2 separate regions of the Homo sapiens genome follow, and region 2 is linked to region 1. The links are chromatin contacts, found by Hi-C or POLR2A ChIA-PET in ENCODE. All regions are on one chromosome and are shown on one strand. Each heading gives the region's core, a stretch centred on a gene start or an enhancer-like site at or near the end of the contact. The rest is flanking DNA. Distances are from core to core; before and after follow the strand shown. Region 1 has its middle 14 kb from the start of RABAC1. Region 2 holds the start of SYNGR4 (synaptogyrin 4).

The links. Hi-C counts contacts between places; a loop is a spot of excess contacts on that map. ChIA-PET counts read pairs that join two places held with the same protein, here RNA polymerase II (POLR2A). Pooled maps may share reads with other maps.
Region 2: a loop to region 1 is called in a pooled map, with 7 times the contacts of the local background. The contact joins the promoter of SYNGR4 here to the enhancer-like site in region 1. A Hi-C loop is called at or near these places in 1 of 50 pooled maps. POLR2A ChIA-PET finds 5 or more read pairs at or near these places in 2 of 52 experiments (BJ and activated CD8-positive, alpha-beta memory T cell).

Annotation. Positions count from the first base shown.
Region 1 is chr19:41,942,082-41,949,102 of GRCh38, reverse strand. No RefSeq gene overlaps it. Among named protein-coding and RNA genes, the nearest start is that of RABAC1, 14 kb to the left of the region's middle. RefSeq lists enhancers at 3,685-3,734, 4,185-4,294. Within about 2 kb of position 3,787, at least 6 of the 41 ENCODE cell types and tissues checked have a DNase peak (open chromatin) inside an H3K27ac peak, as active enhancers do.
Region 2 is chr19:48,360,055-48,367,047 of GRCh38, reverse strand. SYNGR4 (synaptogyrin 4) reads right to left here and starts at 2,681. Exons shown (of 5, transcript NM_012451.4): 1 at 2,511-2,681; 2 at 1,113-1,312. The coding sequence starts at 1,205. TMEM143 (transmembrane protein 143) reads left to right here and starts at 3,108. Exons shown (of 8, transcript NM_018273.4): 1 at 3,108-3,150; 2 at 3,517-3,757; 3 at 6,872-6,976. The coding sequence starts at 3,128. RefSeq lists enhancers at 2,387-2,536, 2,907-3,026, 3,507-3,556.

The DNA of each region.
Region 1 (7,021 bases), core at 2,538-5,037:
GGGTGGCAGAATCAGGGGGTTCTGGTTTCTAATTTTGTGGGATAAAGACTGGGATCCCAGGACCTAGCCTGGGGCACAGAGACTGGGAAGTTGAATTTGGGGTGACAGGGGCTAGGAGGTTAGCTGCCTAGTTTGTAATGACAGATATTAGGGATCAGTTGTCCAGGGTGAGATGAAATGATAGGGGTTCCAGGGTCTAGTTTAGGGTGACATAGAATGGAAGTTAGCTTGTCTCATTTGGCATGAGTGGGACCAGGGGTCTGGCCGTCTAGTTTAGGAGACACACTGGATGGAGTCTGGTCGAGCAGATGAAGATGAATGGGACTGTGGGCCCAGGTCTCTAGTCTGAGGTCACATTTTATGCAACGTGTTGCTCAACGTGGTGTGACAGACCCTAGAAGCCTAGAAGTACAATTGTCCCGTTTGGGGTGGCAGTGTCTGGGGGTTGGTTGTCTAGGGCTGTGAGACAGAGACTGGGTCCCAGGGTGATGTATTCAGGGTAACAGAGATGGAGCATTTGGTTTTATAGTTTTGTGGGGAGAAAACAGAGACCAGGGAACATGTGACCTCATAGACTCTGGAGGTCCAGTTGCCTAGTTTTGTGGGACAGAGGTTAGGATCCCTGGGTATATTTGGGGTGACAGAGACTGGGGTCTGGTTGTCTAGTGTTGAGTGACAGAAACTGGGGGTGCCAAGCAGTATTTGGGGCAAAGAAACTAGGGCTAGGTTGTCTAGTTTTACAGGACAGAGATGGGTCCCAGAGTATATATGGGTGACAGAGACTGGGTATCTGGTTGTCTGCTTTTGGGAAACGGACTGGGGCCCCTGCATGTATTTTGGGTAACAGAAATGGGGTCTGGTTGTGTAGGTTGTTATACAGAGATCATTGTCCCAGTACATTTGTGAGGTGACAGACTAGCTTGCTAATTTAATTTAATTTAATTTTTATTTATTTATTTTTTTGAGATGGAGTCTCGTTCTGTCACCAGGCTGGAGTGCAGTGGCACGATCTCGGCTCACTGCAACCTCTGCCTCCTGGGTTCAAGCAATTCTCCTGCCTCAGCTTCCTGAGTAGCTGGGACTACAGGCATGCGCCACCATGCCTGGCTAATTTTTTGTATTTTTAGTAGAGATGGGGTTTCACCATGTTGGCCAGGATGGAGTCAATCTTCTGACCTCATGATCCGCCTGCCTTGGCCTCCCAAAGTGCTGGGATTACAGGTGTGAGCCACCGTGCCTGGCCTTATTTTATTTTTTTAGACAGAGTCTCATTCTATCGCCCAGGCTGGAGTGCAGTGGTGCGATCCTGGGTCACTGCAACCTCCACCTCCTGGGTTCAAGCGATTCTCCTGCCTCAGCTTCTCAAGTAGCTGGAATTACAGGCACCTGCCACAACGCCCGGCTAATTTTGTACTTTTAGCAGAGATGAGGTTTCACCATGTTGATCTGGCTGGTCTAAAACTTCTGACCTCAAGTGACCTGCCCCCCTCGGCCTCCCAAAGTGCTGAGATTACAGGCTTAAGCCACCACACCCGGCCTATTTTATTTCATTTTATTTTTGAGACAGGGTCTTACTCTGTTGCCCAAGCAGGAGTGAGGTAGCGCAATCATGGCTCACTGTGGCCTTGACCTCCCCGGGCTCAAGTCCCACCTAGGCCTCCTGGGACGTGCCACCATGCCCAGCTAATTTATTTTGTTTTGTGTTGTTTTGATAGAGACAGGGTCCCACTATGTTGCCTAGGCTGATCTCGAACTCCTGGGCTCATCCACTTGCCAATTTCTGGTGACAGTTTAGGTCTTGTTGTCTATCTTGATGTGCCAGACATTACTCATCCATGTCATGTTTGGGGTGACAGAGACTACTGGTCTTGCTTTCTAGTTTGGGGTGACAGTGACTGGGGTCCTTTTGTCCAGTTTGAGCTGACAGTGATTGGGGTTCAGTTGTCCATTTGGGGGAGGCAGAGACTGGGATCAGTGGTCTAGTTTGGGGTGATGAGACCAGAAGTCAAGGCCCGGCCTTGGGGTAACAGAGATGGAGATACAGTTTCCCAGTTCTGGGTGGCAGAGACTTCCTAGTTTGGGGGACAGAGACTTGGGGCATAGTTGTGCAGCTGGAGGGATGAGGCTGAGGGGTGCCTGTTTTGACTTGGGGCGGCAGGAGCTGTCATTTCAGTCCTCTAGTCTGGGGCGCAGAGTCTAGGGTGCTGGTCCCTTCTAAACATGGCTGAGCCTGAGAGTGCTGATGCCTGAATGTTCCTGGGACAACTGAGTCAAGGGTTTCCTGTACTCAGGTGTGGGGTCTCTGAGTGAGTGTGGCCAGCGGTGTGGAGCTTTGTGTGAAGGTCACTGAAGCTAGGAGTCTGGGTATTTGGAATGGAGGTGTCAAGAGGTCAGGGCCCCAGGACTCAGGACCCACTTGAGGAGTGCTTCATGTCTATGACATGGAGGGCCAGTGTTTTCAAAGCACCTCCACACCTGTGGGTGGCAGTGATAGAGACCCCTGGGGGAAGATGGAGACTGAGGCTCTAATGCCTGGCCTAGGGGTCGCTGTGGCTGGGGCACAGGTAACCTTGGGATTTCTGGCCCTGGAGACCCAGCTGCCCTTTACTGGACACAAGAGGATCCTGTGGGTCTAAAGCCTAGTCTGGACCGGGTGCAGTGGCTCACGCTTGTAATCCCAGCACTTTGGGAGGCTGAGGCAGGTAGATCGCCTGAGGTCAAGAGTTTAAGACCAGCCTGGCCAACATGGTGAAACCCCATCTCTACTAAAGATACAAAAATTAGCTGGGGTGTGGTGTGCGCCTATAATCCCAGCTACTTGGGAGGCTGAGGCAGGAGATTCGCTTGAACCTGGGAGGTGGAGGTTGCAGTGAACCAACATTGCGCCACTTGCTCTGGGCAACAGAGCGAGACTCCATCTCCAAAAAAAATAAAATAAAATAAATAAAAATAAACTAGCTGGGCTGTAGTCCCAGCTAGTCCCGCCAAGGTGGGAGGATCCCTTGAGGGCAGGAGTTCAAGAGTAGCCTGGGCAACATAGTGAGACCCCATCTCTACAACAAAAAACAAAAAAATTAGCTGGGCACAGTGGCAACTGCCTGCAGTCCCAGCTATTCAGGAGGCTGAGGGAGGACCTCTTGAGCCCAGGAGTTTGAGGCTGCAGCGAGCCATGATTGCACCATGATTGCACTCCAGCCTGGGTGACAGAGCAAGACCCTATCTCAAAAAAAAAAAACCCTAGTTTGGGGGCAAATGGTTGGTTGTGGTAGTCAAGATGCATTGTTTATGGGTGACTAACACTGAGGACTCAGATTCTCACTTTGAGAAGATGGATGCTGGGGCTCAAGATCCTGAATTTGGGGTGCCTGGAGTTCCTCCTGCCCAGTTCTGGGCACGTGTGAGCCCTTGTTCCTGTTTTGGGACACCCAACACCCAGCTCTAGATGTCTGCAGTTGTGTGGCTTCGTCACTGAGGCCGGGGATGGGGGCTACTGACACCCACATTAGTGACGACAGTGGGGGCCTACTGTCTAGATTAGAAGTGACTTCCTGTGGCATTTCACCTGTCATGTTTGGGGTGAGTCAGTTCGGAGACTCAGGTGTCAAGTCTAGGGTGACTGGTTTTGAGGTTTAGCGGTGACCGAGGTTGGCAGCCCACATGTTGATTTGGGGGTCCTACTGATTACCTTAGGGCTGACTGAAGTTTGGAGCTCACTTGCTTAGTCTGGGGGTCACTGAGCCTGGGTGCCCCAGGCCCTAGTTTTGGGGACATCTGAGACTGGGAGGCTATATGCAAAGTGTGTGGGTGGGTGGCTGTGGAGCTCAGATGCCTATTTTGAGAGTGACTTGCTGTGGTTTTGCTGACCTTGAGGCCCTGAAGGTTAATTTAGGGGTGAGTGAAACTGTGGGCCTGTATTCTTTTTTTTTTGTGGAAATGGAGTCTCGCTCTGTCACCCAGGCTGGAGTGCAGTGGCGTGATCTTGGCTCACTGCAACCTCTGCCTCCCAAGTAGCTGGGACTTGGGTTCAAACAATTCTCCTGCCTCAGCCTCCCAAGTAGCTGGGACTACAGGCGCACGCTGCTATGCCCAGCTAATTTTTTTGTATTTTAGTAGAGACAGGGTTTCACTGTGTTGCCCAGGCTGGTCTCAAACTCTTGAGCTTGGGCATTCCACCTGCCTTGGCCTCCCAAAGTGCTAGGATTACAGGCGTGAGCCACTGCGCCCAGCCTGTGGGCCTATATTCTAATCTGGGAACAAATTAAGGCTGGGACCCTAAATCCAAAATAGAAGTGACTTACCATGATGTTCAGTTAGGGAGTTCTGAGGCTGGGGGCGTGGTTCAGAGCCCAAGTTTGGGGCTCAAATCCAAAATGCCTTAGATTGTGGGTAGTTGTGGCAAAACATTCAGATGTCTAGTTTAGGAGTGTGTAATCCCAGCTGCCCAGATGTTGAGGTTGGGATGACCATCTGAGAGCCCGAACATCAATCTGGGGTGACAGCTGGGGCCCAGATGTCCCTCAGCAGATCCAGTGCCAAGCTGGGGTTGTGTCATCAGATGCCTCCTGGGGGTGTCACTCTCGTGTATGAGAAGCCCATCTTTGGGAGATTAAGAGAAGGCAACCAGATGTCTGGTTTGAGGGCTACTAGTTATGAGTTCCTAACATTTATATACAATTTGGGGCTCACTGAGTCTCAAGACCTAGTTGCCAGGGTTTGTGGTTATTTGTACCTAGTTTGGGGTGATGGAGTTTGGGGTGTTGTTCCTTTTTTTTTTTTTTTTTTGAGACAGAGTCTTGCTCTGTCACCCAGGGTGGAGTGCAGTGGTGTGATCTCGGCTCACTGCAACCTCCGCCTCCTGGTTCAAACCATTCTCATGCCTCAGCCTCCTGAGTAGCTGGGATTACAGGCGCCCACCATAATGCCCAACTAATTTTTGTATTTTTAGTAGAGACAGGGTTTCACCATGTTGGCCAGGCTGGTCTTGAACTCCTGACCTCAGGTGATCCGCCCACCTGGCCTCCCAAAGTGCCGGGATTACAGGCGTGAGCCACCGTGCCCGGCCCGGGGTGTTGTTCCTTAGTGTGGGAATGTCTGAGGCTAATCACCCAGATACCTAGTTAGGGGTGACTGACACAGAGACTCAGATCCTCTGGGAGGCTCAATGCCTGAATTAGGAGTGGCTTCAATCGGATTTTTTTTTTTTAGACAGTCTTGCTTGCTCTGTCGCCCAGGCTGGAGTGCAGTGGCGCGATCTCAGCTCACAGCAAGCTCCGCCTCCCGGGTTCACACCATTCTCCTGCCTCAACCTTCCAAGTAGCTGGGACTACAGGCGCCTGCCACCACGCCCGGCTAATTTTTTTTTTCTTGTATTTTTAGTAGAGACAGGGTTTCACCCTGTTAACCAGGATGGTCTCGATCTCCTGACCTTGTGATCCGCATGCCTCGGCCTCCCAAAGTGCTGGGATTACAGGTGTGAGCCACTGTGCCCGGCCCCCCCACCTTTTTTTTTTTTTGTGAAGAGGTCTCACTGTCACCCAGACTGGAGTGCAGTGGTATCATCACAGCTCACTGCAGCCTTGATCTCCCAAACTCAAGCGATCCTCCCGCTTCAGCCTCCCGAGTAGCTGGGACTAAGCCGTGCACCACCATGCCTAGCTAATTTTATTTTTGTAGAGGTGAGGTCTCGGTATGCTACTCAGGCTGGCCTCCAACTCCTGGGCTCAAGGGATCCTCCTGCCTCGGCCTCCCAAAGTGCTGGGATTACAGGTGTAAACCACCGCGTCCGGCCTCTTCTTGTCTGTTACCAGGTCCCTTAACATGGATTGAGGGCCCACCCCAGCAACTCAGGATAATCCCATCTCAAGATCCTTCATTTAATTGCATCTGAATAGACTCTTCCTGTAAGGTCACATTAGCAGGTTCTGGGGTTAGGATGTGGACATACCTTTTTGGGGGGCCACCATCCAACCTGCTATGAGGGTGTTTGAGGCAGGTACTCTAAATCCCAAGTTCAGGTCTCTCTGATTATGAGCTTCTTGGTGTTTGGATTAGGAAGACTGACCTTGAGGGTCAGCTGCACATACCTGATTTGGGGGTTCTTGACTTGCCTACTTCTGGGGGTAACAGCCTATGGGGTGCTTAGTGTAGGGTGACTGAAGTTTGGGGACAAAAGGGGTAGTTTGGAGATCTGAGCTTCAGTGCCACAGAGTCCTCCTAACTTTGGGGGTGTCTGAGGTTGGGAGGCTAGATGCTGAGTTCGTGGGGTAACTTAGAGGGGTCTCTAACTCTTATGAGTGGGGGTGAAAGCTCAGATGTGTATTGTAAGGGCAGGTGATGCTGGAATTCCAGGTGCCAAGTTGGGGGGCTTCTAAAGCTGCTGGTCGACCAGGAGTGGTGGCTCATACCTGTTGTCCCAGTTACTTGGGAGGCTGAGGCAGGAGGATCACTTGAGCCTGGGAGGTCGAGGCTATAGTAAGCCGAGATCATGCCACTCCAGCTCCAGCCTGGGCAAGAGAGCAAGACCCTGTCTTTAAAAAAAAAAAAAAAAAAAAAAAAAGGCCAGGTGCGGTGGCTCATGCCTGTAATCCCAGCACTTTGGGAGGCCGAGGCGGGTGGATCACGAGGTCAGGAGATGGAGACCATCCTGGCTAACACGGTGAAACCCCGTCTCTACTAAAAATACAAAAAAATTAGCCAGGTGTGGTGGTGGGCGCCTGTAGTCCCAGCTATTCGGGAGGCTGAGGCAGGAGAATGGCATGAACCCGGGAGGCGGAGCTTGCAGTGAGCCGAGATCACACCACTGCACTCCAGCCTGGGTGACAGAGCAAGACTCTGTCTCAAAAATAAATATATAAATAAATAAATAGCCAGGCGTGGTGGTGGGCACCTGTAGTCCCAGCTGCTCAGGAGGCTGAGGCAGGACAATGGCGTGAACCCAGGAGGTGGAGCTTGCAGTGAGCTGAGATCGCACCACTGCACTCCAGCCTGGGCGACAGGGAGACTCCGTCTCAAAAAAAAAAAA
Region 2 (6,993 bases), core at 1,432-3,931, 6.4 Mb before region 1:
TAAGTAACTGGGACTACAGGCTTGCGCCACCATGCCTGGATAATTTTTGTATTTTTAGTAGAGATGGGTTTTCGCCATGTTGGCCAGGCTGGTCTCGAACTCCTGACCTCAAATGATCTGCCTGCCTTGGCCTACCAAGGTGCTGGTTTTACAGGCATGAACCACCACACCCAGCCTGTACTGTCTAATATGAGAGTCCCCAGCCACATGTGGCTGTTGAGCACCTAAAATGTGGCCACTGTGAGTGAAGAATGGACTTTTATTTTAATTAGTGCAAAGTGAGGTAGCCACATGTGGCTGTGGCTACCCCACTGGACATCCCAGATTTAAAAAATTTACTTAGGCTGGGCGCGGTGGCTGACACCTATAATCCCAGCACTTTGGGAGGCTGAGGTGGGCAGAACACTTGACGTCAGGAGTTTGAGGCCAGCCTGGCCAACATGGCGAAACCCCATCTCTACTAAAAATACAAAAATTAGCCAGGCGCAGTGGCGCACACCTGTAATCCCAGCTACTTGGGAAGCTGAGGCAGGAGAATCGCTTGAACCCAGGAGGTGGAGTTCCAGTGAGCGGAGATCACGCCACTGCTTTTTGCACTCCAGCCTGGGCAACAGAGCGAAACTGTTTCTTTCTTTTCTTTTTTCTTTTTTTTTTTTTTGAGATGGAGTCTGGCTCTGTTGCCTGGGCTGGAGTGCAGTGGTATGATCTCCACTCACTGCAAACTCCACCACCCGGGTTCGAGTGATTCTCCTGCCTCAGCCTCCTCAGTAGCTAGGATTACAGGTGTGTGCCACTATGCCTGGCTAATTAAGATTGTTTCAAAGAAAAAAAATTTACTTAACTTTTCTAAGCCCTAGTTTTGTTATCTCAGAGATGGGACTTGCAGCACCTACTGTGAGGGCTGTTCCTTACTATGAGAGTCCATCAGTGCCTCAATAGCATAGGGCCTATAGTGGGGTGCTCAGGAAAAGGTGGTGTCAGCATTTGCTCCGTTGTCTTGTTTCCCCGTCTGACCCCTTCCTTGTCCTCCCATCTCCCGCACTGTGTCTGGGAGTTGAGAGCTCCTGGCTCCTGTCACCCAGGGGCACAGTCGGGCCATGGGAGGGCCTCACCCCTTCGAAGACCCGCGTGATGGTCTTGGGCCTTCTCAGAAACTGCACGGCTTCGCTGTTGGCCAGCTCCTGGAGGCTTTTGGGGATGTGCATGGCAGCTGTTTTCCTTTGGGGCCACTGGGAGGTGGGAGCCAGGGTGCTGGGCGCTGCCTGCTGGGCACTGCCGTCCGGGGGCTTCAGGCCAGCCCTGGGCTTGGCTGCTGTGGGATGACACAGATGGGGGATGCCAGTCAGGGGCACGGGGTGGAAGGGCTGTTGGGGGCCCCAGGATTGGGGGACATGGGGTGGGGATGGGGGGGGTCCCCGGAATGGAGTTGTGTGGGGTGAGGGGACTGCTGAGCCTCTTAGGAGTCAGGGTGTGGGGTGAATGGGCTGTCAGGGGCCCCAGAAGTCGGGGACGTAGGATGGGGGTGCAGGTGGGTCCCAGGGAATGAGGTTGTGTGTGCTGAGGGGGCTTCTGTGGGCCCCAGGAGTGGGGGGCATAGGATGGGGGTGCTGGGGGTCCCAGGAATGGGGTTGTGTGGTGAGGGGGCTACTAGGGGTCCCAGAAGTGGGAGGCATAGGATGGGGGTTCTGGGGGGTCCCAGGAAAGGTGTTGTGTGGAGAGGGCTGCTAGGGGTCCCTGAAGTGGGGGACATAGGATGCGGGTGCTGGGGGTTCCCAGGAATGGGGTTGTGTGTGGTGAGGGAGCTTTCTGGGGGTCCCAGGAGAGGGGGGCATAGGATGGGGATACTAGGGGTCCCAGGCAAGGTGTCGTGTGGGGAGGGCTGCCAGGGGTCACAGAGGTGGAGGTGCAGGATGAGAGAGTCGCTAAGGGTCCCCTGGGTTGAGGTGTGGGTTAAGGGGGTCTATGGAGGATTCCAGAGAGGTGAGGGCCTGGGGTGAGGGTGATTCTGGGGGTCCCAGGAGTGGGGGACATAAGTGAAGGGGCTGCTTCAGGTTCCAGAAGTCAGGAATGTGGGCTGAGGGGGTTGTTGGGCGAGAGGGCTGTCAGGGATCCCAGAGGTGGAGTGCAGGGGAGGGCTGGGATATTTGGGGACCACGTCTTGTGACCCAGGAGCTGAAGGGCCTGCAGAGGGACTGGGTCCTTCTGTGAGAGGACACAGGTGGGACTTTCTGGGGACTAGGGGGTGCGGCCATTGAGATCAGAGCCCCTGGGAGGTCTGAAACCGAATAATCCCTTTCAGGTTTGGGGGTGACAGCACCCTTCGTGGAGAACCCAGGTATCTCAGGGCATATTTCAGGCTGTCCTTGTCACTTGGGGCCATTTCCCAGAATAAGGGCCTCCCTTTCGAATTCAGCTCCATTTTCACGGAAGTGCACCTCCTCAAGCTGGGAGTCGGGACCTCGGATTTGTGGGGAACCTCAGAATGAGGCCACGCCCCGGCACTGGGCTACCTTCTTAGAATCGCGGTCTCCCCTTTAAGGACCTGGAATGGCAGTGCTGAGGTTTGGGGGTGACGGCACCTGAGAAGGGGCCGCCCCTTCTCTGGAGGGCCAATCTGCGTCACCTGAGGGCCCGCCCTTCCTTTCGCCACCCCCACCCCTCCTGGTCCCTAGCGCCACCTCAGCCTTCTTTTGGTTCCGCTTTTTCCCGCCTTTTCGCTCCTCCACAGCTGATTGGCTGCGCCCAAGTCCCGCCCCCTCCCTCTTTCCGCCTACTCAGGAGCTGACACGAGCCGGGGCGTGGCCTCGGCGAACGTTGGACTGCGCGCCGTTGGCGGACTGCGCGCGGGAGCCCTACCCCGCCCCATCCCTCTAGGGAGTCTCGCGTCCACACCGCCCCTTCCCTTTGTAGCAAGCTGACAAGGAGACACTCCTGCGGCGCATGCGTCGCGCCCAAACGAGGCCGGCGGTGGAGAAAGGCAGGCAACGCATGCGTAGTTGATGTAGGGAGTCGGCGGTGAGAAATGGACAGCCCGCATTGACCGAAGCTTTGCGCATGCGTTTTACTGCTGGGTGAAGCCGAACCTCGGGAGCCCAGGACGCCCTCCTGCACATGCGCAGGAGGCTCAATGACAGTCGAGCTTTGGCTAAGGTGAGGGAGAAATCGGGGGATTGCATGGCCAGGGAGGGCGGCCCTGCACCCCCTAGGTAACCTTTACGAGCATTTCCTGCTCTCCTAAGATCTACCTCGCTGTCTAGACCCCAAAGAAACGTTGTACCACTACAGGGTCTCTGGGCCTGAAAAACGCCCCAGAACCTAAGACCTCTGACCCCTGTCTGGGACCCAGGCCAACTGAGCAGTGTGGGAAGGGGACAGGCAACAGGGGCTTTGAGGCGAGCGGATGGGCTCTGCGCCCTGCCTGGGGTAGAGACGGCTTCTGGAGGGTGGGACGTGGAGGTGGAGAGGGCGCTTTTCCTCTAGATGGCCTTTGACCCCTGCCCATTTTCCTCTGTTTAGGCTCCGGGGAAAGGGTCTAGCCATGCTGCATGTGACCCGGGGGGTCTGGGGGTCCAGGGTCCGAGTATGGCCACTGTTGCCCGCGCTCCTCGGGCCCCCCCGGGCCCTCTCATCGCTGGCAGCCAAAATGGGGGAGTATCGCAAGATGTGGAACCCCAGGGAGCCCCGCGACTGGGCCCAGCAGTACCGCGAGCGCTTCATTCCCTTCTCCAAGGAGCAGCTGCTCCGCCTCCTAATACAGGTACCGCCTGTCCCAGGCCCAAGAGCCTGGGGACTACGGCTCCCAGCAGGCTTCGCGGCGGCAGGGCCCTAGTTGCTGCAGAGAGCTGCCCTGGCGCCTCCTGGGAGTTGTAGTTCCCGGGTCCCTTCGTGTTTCCCTAGTGGGCGGGAGATGAGCTGGAATGCAGGAGCCAGGTCTCCGAGATGCAGACGCAGCATCCATTCCCAACTCTGGCTTGTTCTGAGGGCTTGAACAGGCACTCTCTGGGGCATGGTTTTTCCCTCTTTAAGATGGGTATAGTAATCATCCTCATCATTACTATTTCTACTACCTGATAATAATTGTACCTATAAAGTCACAACGCTGTAATCATAATTATTATCACACAATTTGAGCTCTGACTCCATGGCACTGTGCCAGACATTTTTCATGTATTGTTGAATCATCAGTAAGAGAGATACCACCATCATCCCCATTTTACAGATGAGATAATGGAAGCATAGGGAAGGAAAGTGACTTACCCAAGGCCACAACATAGTGGCTTAGATTTGAACCAAAGTGGTCTGACTCCAGAGCTGGCCCAGGACTAGGGTTAGGCAAGTAGGGCACTCGCTTGACCCTAAGAGTGAGTGCCCCGTTAAATTTTGCACCCTTGGGTGCCATATTCACCTCATCCTAGTCTTGGTCTCACTCTAGAACCTGAGGTCTTATTGCCACCATCATCATCATTGTCATTATTGAGGATTTTGAGGATTATTATTCATTTATTTTTCTTTATTTATTTTTGTGAGACAGGGTCTCACTCTGTTGCCCAGACTGGAGTGCAGTGGCACAATCTCAGCTCACTGCAACCTCTGCCTCCTAGACTCAAGTGATCCTCCTTCCTCAGCCCCCGAGAGGCTGGGACTCTTGCCTGGCTAATTTTTGTATTTTTAGTAGAGACAGGGTATTGCCATGTTGGCCAGGCTGGTCTCGAACTCCTGGCCTCAAGTGATCTGCCCATCTTGGCTTCCCAAAGTGCTGAGATTACAGGTATGAGCCACCACACCTCACCATCATTCATTAATTTAACATTTATTTACTGAACACCTACTGTATGTACTCAATTCTGTGCTGGACTTGATACACACACAAATACACACACACAAATACACACAAGTATATGCATACAAGTACACACACAAATACACAAATATGTGTACACAAATACACAAATATACACATACAAATGCACACACACAAATACACGCACACACAAATATATGCACACAAAAGTACACAAATATACACACATAAATATACAAATATATGCACATATATGTAAACACATGTGTATATAGGACATGTGTAATCTCATCAAATTCTCACCGTAGCCCTCCAAGAAAGAGCGTGTAATCCTCTGTTGCCAGTGAGGAAACTGAGGCTCAGAGAAGTGAAGACAATTACCCAGGACATTGACATAGGAAACATAAAGAAGTGGTTCAAGGCCGGGCGCGGTGGCTCACGCCTGTAATCCCAGCACTTTGGGAGGCCGAGGCGGGCAGATCACGAGGTCAGGAGATTGAGACCATCCTGGCTAACACGATGAAACCGTCTCTACTAAAAATACAAAAAATTAGCCGGGCGAGGTGGCAGGCTCCTGTAGTCCCAGCTACTTGGGAGGTGAGGCAGGAGAATGGTGTGAACCCGGGAAGCGGAGCTTGCAGTGAGCCGAGATCGTGCCACTGCACTCCAGTCTGGGCAACAGAGCAAGACTCCATCTCAAAAAAAAAAAAAGAAGAAGAAGTGGTTCAAGGCCAGGCATGGTGGCTCACGCCAGTAATCCCAGCACTTTGGGAAGTCGATGCAGGTGGATCACCTGAGGTCATGAGTTTGAGACCAGCCTGGCCAACATGGTGAAACCCCGTCTCTATTAAAAGTACAAAAATTAGCTAGGCGTGGTGGCAGGCGCCTATAATCCCAGTTACTTAGAAGGCTGAGGCAGAATTGCTTGAACCGTGGAGGAAGAGGTCGCAGTGAGCTGAGATCATGGCCGCTGCACTCCAGCCTTGGCAACAGAGTGAGACTCCTTCTCAAAAAAAAAAAAAAAGGAAATGGTTCAATGTGTACCCTGGAGTCAGACAGGCCTAGATAGCAGTCATTTCCCACAGACACTGCAGCCCTTACCAAATGACTTTTCCAGAGCCTCAGTTTCTCCCACTGACAAATGGGAGTTATAATTCCATCAACCTTGGGGGTATGGTGGCTCAGCCTCCCAGCACTTTGGGAGGCTGAGGTGGGAGGATTGCTGGAGCACAGGAGTTCAGACCAGCCTGGGCAATATAGTGAGACTCCACCTTTACAAAAAATTGAAAAAAATTCGCCAGGCATGGTGGTGGGCACCTGTAGTCTTAGCTACTCAGGAGGCTGAGGTGGGAGGATCGCTTCATCCCAGGAGGTTGAAGATGCAGTGAGCTGAGATTGCACAACTGAGCTCCAGCCTGGGTGACAGAACGAGACTCTGTCTCAACATAATAATAATAATAATTCCATCTACTTCTGGAGGATGATATTACACTGTCAAACCGTTCCTGGAATTGTGTGTGTGTGTATTGGCTAGGAAATGTCAAAGCAAAAACTTGAACCTCCAGCTTTTTAAGCCCAGTATAGTTTTTCACTATATTTGGCTGCCTCAGTTTCAGTAAAATTGGTCAGCCCCCACCCAACCAAAACAAAACTTTTTTTTTTTTTTTTTTTGAGACAGAGTCTTGATGTTGTCTAGTCTGGAGGGCAGTGGCACGATCTCGACTCACTGCAGCCTCCGCCTCCCTGGTTCAAGCAATTCTCCAGCTTCAGCCTCCTGAGTAGCTGGGACTACAGGTGCATGCCATCACGCCCGGCTAATTTTTGTATTTTTAGTAGAGACAGGATTTCACCATGTTGGCCACGCTGGTCTTGAACTCCTGACTTCAAGTGATCCACTGCCTCGGCCTCCCAAAGTGCTGGGATTACAGGTGCGAGACACTGCGCCCAGCCCCAGAACAAAACTTCAAAGTCCAGAGCTCTGATTGTGTAGTTAGGCAGCCAGGGAAAGAATTCTTTCCCTCGGGGAAGGGGAAAAGGCCTACAGAGAAGTTTTGCTTCCTGAGGTAACAGGAATTCCACTCGAGTCCGGCAGAGAAGGCGGCTTTGGAGGCGTTCTCGGCCCACGTGGACTTCTGCACCCTGTTCCACTACCACCAAATCCTGGCCCGGCTGCAGGTGAGGACGGGGCCCTT